2 separate regions of the Mus musculus genome follow, and region 1 is linked to region 2. Evidence: chromatin loops called from intact Hi-C (ENCODE). Cell type or tissue: left cerebral cortex. All regions are shown on one strand. Links, peaks and the distances in the headings refer to the core of each region. The heading gives the core; the rest is flanking DNA. Region 1 overlaps Nr5a2 (nuclear receptor subfamily 5, group A, member 2). Region 2 overlaps Nr5a2 (nuclear receptor subfamily 5, group A, member 2).

The links. Peaks named below come from ENCODE experiments on the same cell type or tissue, not always from the same donor. Only the 100,000 strongest peaks of a DNase experiment are listed, where the experiment ranks them.
Region 1: it touches region 2 in a loop (16-fold over the local background); 6 of 42 quality-filtered maps call a loop at or near these places.

Annotation. Positions count from the first base shown.
Region 1 is chr1:136,845,042-136,847,965 of GRCm38, reverse strand. Nr5a2 (nuclear receptor subfamily 5, group A, member 2) reads left to right here. Exons shown (of 9, transcript NM_030676.3): 9 at 2,256-2,924. The coding sequence ends at 2,503. Among named protein-coding and RNA genes, the nearest start is that of Nr5a2, 110 kb to the left of the region's middle. In left cerebral cortex, for the core only: no CTCF peak of the experiment used is centred there; a DNase peak (open chromatin) is centred at 1,679.
Region 2 is chr1:136,938,922-136,941,845 of GRCm38, reverse strand. It overlaps Nr5a2 (nuclear receptor subfamily 5, group A, member 2), which reads left to right. Exons shown (of 9, transcript NM_030676.3): 6 at 797-1,437. Among named protein-coding and RNA genes, the nearest start is that of Nr5a2, 20 kb to the left of the region's middle. In left cerebral cortex, for the core only: no CTCF peak of the experiment used is centred there; no DNase peak of the experiment used is centred there.

The sequences.
Region 1 (2,924 bases), core at 131-2,630, 94 kb after region 2:
AGTCTTTGGGACAATTGACAGTATGTGCATTTTATTATCCATAATGCTAAATTCATTGAAGCAGCTTAAAGAGATAATTTAGTCATGGCCAAAATAATTAATATGAAACTTTCCCCCTGTATGGAACACTTCAAATGATTTGAGCTTTTCAAAGAATACCAGTTTAGAGCAGTGTCTTTGGAAGTTAGTACAAATGATACTCTGAGAATTATAAATGCTCAGTCTAGGAGTATACAACTATTGTTTTATAATTGTTTTTGAAACAACTTTTCTAAAACACTACTCATTTATCTTCTACTTCATCCTCCTTACTAGTCTCTGTGGCCAGCTTGTCTTCCTCATGCACATCTGTCACTGTCATGTGAATTGATAGCCCATTCCATATGGATATATTGGGTTTTGTTTTATTTTTTGAGATGGGGTTTCCTCTATGTAGCTCTGGATGGCTAGGGCTCACTCCGTTATAGACCAGGCTGGCCTCCAACTCTGCATCCTGAGTGCTAAGATTAAAGACATGAACCCCCACACTTGGCTTCACTTCATATATTTTATAGTTATCTTTAAATTACTGTAACAAGACTTCCTACTGAGGCAGAGCATATTGAAGGTATTTCTGATCATTTACATTTGATAATTTTGAACCAAGCAGAACGCCGGATCACAGACATATTGGTAAATGTTTTTATAAGTCGTGTAAACTCACTTTAAAAATATTTCACATAAGATGGAAGTATTTGGTTAGCTACAAACTGCCATGTGTGTCAAGTGTCAGGTGCCACAAAGGGTACAGTGACATGTGACTGGCTGTCCCACTCAGTAGATAATCACACATTTTTGGATCTCTCTCACTTTGAACTAAGACTTTTCTCTCTCTCTCACTTGATGTATCTACTTCTTACCGATTCCTTGTTGGTTTGAATCTGACCAGAGACTTAATAATAGAGAGAAGCTGCTTAGTACAGATAAAAACATTCAAAGCCCCCTGAAAATATTTCAGAGGCACATATCAAGAGATGAGGCAAGAGGAACACAGGCAGGCACGCATAGGCTATTGTAATGGCACCTAAACTATTGGATATGAGTTACTATGGCAACAGTCACCTTTCATCTAGGACATTTAAACTTTCACTAATTTTGCTCATTTGGTTTACTTCAGAATCTTGTTTATTTTTGCCAGAAAATAAAAGGATGAAGGTGGCTTTTATTTGTTTACTTTCTATGCAGGAATATCTATAAACACAGCTGTGTATTTTTTTCCAGCAGCTTCTATACACACTTTGAATAAAAGTTATGTAACGGACATAAATCAACTCCAGAAGTAAAATTCCATCTTTCCCTTGCCCATCATCTGAGTGTATTTGTCCGAGCATTTGACTTTTGTGACACCGCATCTCTTTCTTATCCAATATGTAGAAGGACCTCAAGGGCAGATGTCTGAAAATTGGATGCTCACGGGGAGTTAGGCAGGATGAATTGCCCATGTCCGGCTTCTTCATATCCGTGACCCAGGACCAGGGGGAAAAAAAAGAAGAGTCAGACTTAGAAACTGCATTGAGGTTAAAGGGCACCAAGCATCCTGGCTTGTATTCTGCCTAAAGGACAAGGCTTTCCATTTGATAAAGATCATTAGTCACTGAGATATATATTTGAGCGAGTTTCCAGTAGCAAGCCTTCAGTTGGCAGTCACTGGAGTGTACCAGATGGTTCATTAGCATAGGCTAGACAAGTCAAAGGCTTTCAGAATCATTTAGAAAATGTCAAACAGAAACAAGAACCCTGTCACTTTTTATTAGAATTAACTACATCACACCCTGGACACAGATTTCACCTTGGGTCAGAAAAATTAATACAGAATTATATGAATTGTGTAATATACTGGTTTAAGATCGGTCTTTCTCTAGGGACTCATTTGCTAGCAATATATTATGATCCCTCTACTTTAAGAATCCTCAAGCCTTTCCTTTTGTAAGACATAAGAAGAGTTGACCTTGCTCAAAATCCATTGGTGTCTAATTGATTTGAGGTATATGCAGAATTTCAACAAGACAGTCTTGCAAAGCTCTTTTGCGCTCCTTTTCCCTGGAAGCTTGGTAAACGGGGGCTTCCTGAATATTCAACAGTATATAAAGTATGCTTTCTATCGAGAGGAAAAGACAGCCATCCATGCACTGAACATTGCTTCAGTAAATAGAAATACAAAAGGAAAATACAGCCAAGTGAAGTCTTGTCTTTCCTTTTTCCTTTTTTCAATGCAGATGTGAAGAACCTGGAGAACCTGCAGCTGGTGGAAGGTGTCCAAGAGCAGGTGAATGCCGCCCTGCTGGACTACACGGTTTGCAACTACCCACAACAGACTGAGAAATTCGGACAGCTACTTCTTCGGCTACCCGAGATCCGGGCAATCAGCAAGCAGGCAGAAGACTACCTGTACTATAAGCACGTGAACGGGGATGTGCCCTATAATAACCTCCTCATTGAGATGCTGCATGCCAAAAGAGCCTAAGTCCCCACCCCTGGAAGCTTGCTCTAGGAACACAGACTGGAAGGAGAAGAGGAGGACGATGACAGAAACACAATACTCTGAACTGCTCCAAGCAATGCTAATTATAAACTTGGTTTAAAGACACTGAATTTTAAAAGCATAATAATTAAATACCTAATAGCAAATAAATGATATATCAGGGTATTTGTACTGCAAACTGTGAATCAAAGGCTGTATGAATCAAAGGATTCATATGAAAGACATTGTAATGGGGTGGATTGAACTTACAGATGGAGACCAATACCACAGCAGAATAAAAATGGACAGAACAATCCTTGTATATTTAAACTAATCTGCTATTAAGAAATTCAGAAGTTGATCTCTGTTATTAATTGGATTTGTCCTGAATTACTCCGTGGTGACGCTGAACAACTCAAGAATA
Region 2 (2,924 bases), core at 139-2,638:
TCAGAGGTTGCTGGGTTCTGTCTAATTACCATTGGCCACTGTGGGTGGCCTCGAAGGGCCCTTCTGACTAACTTACTAGGCTTGGCCCTGATTCCACACAACTGTGGCACAGAAGAGCCTCGGGACAACTTTGGAAAGGACTTTGTTTTAATTGTATCTAATTCCACTTCAATTCAGTGCATGCCTAGTGCTTTTCTGATGTGTATTCACAAAGTACAGGTGAGACGGGGCTTTTCAAGAAGAGCCCCCACCTAACCTTTTTAATGGAGTAGCCCCAGATAACTAGGATTGAGGAAGATGTTGTAAGAAAAAGCATTTAATCCAGAAATGGGGTTGATTCTCTTTTTCTTAAAAAAAAAAAAAAGGAAGAACCCTAGTTCCAACACACACATGCAGATACACAGTATACACAATGTTGTTTTCCACCAGAATCATGACAGAGTATGTATACTAGAAGCTGGCACACCCAGAAAGAAAATCTCTCTCACCACCCCCCCCCCAATATTAAATATCTGTTGTGAAATGTCTCTAGTCCACACAGGGCTAATGCTTTCTTGGGTACCCAAAATATGTTTTTGATTAACAACCCCCTTGAAGGAGAGAATTCATAAGAAAGACATTTATCTTTTTGGAATCTCTGTGGACTATCACAGTAAAATGCACACACACACACACACACACACACGCACACGCACACGCACACGTACTTCAATTGTCAACATTTTCCATTTCCTCAAGCTCTTTCAGAGCACGACTGACTCCCTTATATATTCTATGCCCCTCCTCTTCCTTACAGCCGTAAGAGCCGACCGCATGCGAGGGGGCAGAAATAAGTTTGGGCCAATGTACAAGAGAGACAGGGCTTTGAAGCAGCAGAAGAAAGCCCTCATTCGAGCCAATGGACTTAAGCTGGAAGCCATGTCTCAGGTGATCCAAGCAATGCCCTCAGACCTGACCTCTGCAATTCAGAACATTCATTCCGCCTCCAAAGGCCTACCTCTGAGCCATGTAGCCTTGCCTCCGACAGACTATGACAGAAGTCCCTTTGTCACATCTCCCATTAGCATGACAATGCCACCTCACAGCAGCCTGCATGGTTACCAACCCTATGGTCACTTTCCTAGTCGGGCCATCAAGTCTGAGTACCCAGACCCCTACTCCAGCTCACCTGAGTCAATGATGGGTTACTCCTACATGGATGGTTACCAGACAAACTCCCCGGCCAGCATCCCACACCTGATACTGGAACTTTTGAAGTGTGAACCAGATGAGCCTCAAGTTCAAGCGAAGATCATGGCTTACCTCCAGCAAGAGCAGAGTAACCGAAACAGGCAAGAAAAGCTGAGCGCATTTGGGCTTTTATGCAAAATGGCGGACCAGACCCTGTTCTCCATTGTTGAGTGGGCCAGGAGTAGTATCTTCTTCAGGGAACTGAAGGTATGTCAAATCCTGATCAACCCTCCTCTCAAGAAAAGTCTGGCTAGCTTTTTGGCTGTTCTTGGTACTTGAGAAGAGCTTTTCCTTTTGTTTGTATGAGTTAAGGATGAAATGGGTGTTGTTTGTATGAGTTAAGGAGGAAATGGGTGTTGTTTGTATGAGTTAAAGAAGAAATGGGTGTGTGACCATCCCTGTAGAGTTATTACAGCTTGATTGGGTAGGCCTTTCATTCTGTGTAGCTCCTAATTGGGAGATGGTGTTTAACATGACATTAAGTATTGTTTTGTTCGTAATACAACACATTTATCCCTTTTAACTCAGAGGTGGTTCGAAAAAAATGTTGCATCAAACAACTCTTAAACTATTTGTAAAGTGACCAAGTCAGAAAACAAGCCATATTCATGGAATCTTGAAGGTTTCTTTTCAAAGGACCGAGCCAGTATTTAACTGTCCAGGTCCAAGACTGTGCAAATGGTACCACTGGCTAGAAGTATCAACTAGGTATTTACTGTTGGTTTGCCCTGACATTAGGGTGGTAAACCATTGTTTTCTGAGCAAATTGAAATAGGATGCTCACTGCTACTGTAGGCCAATGGTGAGTGCTTGTCTCCTGGGTTCCTCTCATGCCTGTGGTTTAAGTAAATGGATTGGTACATTGTAAATACAGCACTTGTTTGCATAAGGATCTATGTTTAACTATGTAATTATTTTATTTCCTCAAACTTAAGACCAAATTAATACAGGAAAGTTATTTAGGAGTTTGAATTCTGAGCGAAGACCAAGCCACGTTTGGTGACTAGTCATTCTATTCCTGATTTAAACAAACCCTGAATTTGACTTCTAAGCCTTTTTATTATAAAAATCAATGTTAGGCTTTTGCTGTTGTAGTGGGAGAGGTGACAATACGGATCTGTGGCTTCTGCTAACTTAGTGTGCTTATCATTAACATGTGCTGTACATACAGAGAGAGTAAAGAAGCAGTGTGTGAAGGGAAAACAATGTTTTGCACAGAAGTCTTAGATCAACAGTATGTGTATGGAATTACCTGACTGGGTCAAGAGGTCAAAATTACCTGATTGGAGCTAAAAAGAGGCCAGTAAAATGCTACCAGCATGCAGTTAGGATGCATCCTGCTGGTTATTCTCCTGGCCTTTATTGCTACATAGAAATGTGGCTGATGCTGAAGACCAGGCTGCAGAGGCCAAGCAGAATGCATTGAGTTTAAGACCAGGCTACTTTCAGAGTAAGTAGAGAAACCACTCTATGATAGAGCATTCATTCTTTAAAAAAGCTAAACCCAAGCACTCTTAATATTCTGGGTGCTTTTACATTTATAGCCACGGCCCAAAGAGGACACATCGGGTCTTTAAAAATGAAAGCCTTTTTAGCTGTTATTGAAAGCTGAAGTGATGGATAAATGGGCAGCCAGGTGCACTGTATGTAGCTGGGTGATGTCTTCTTGGCTTGTAGCTGCGTCTGCCACAGGC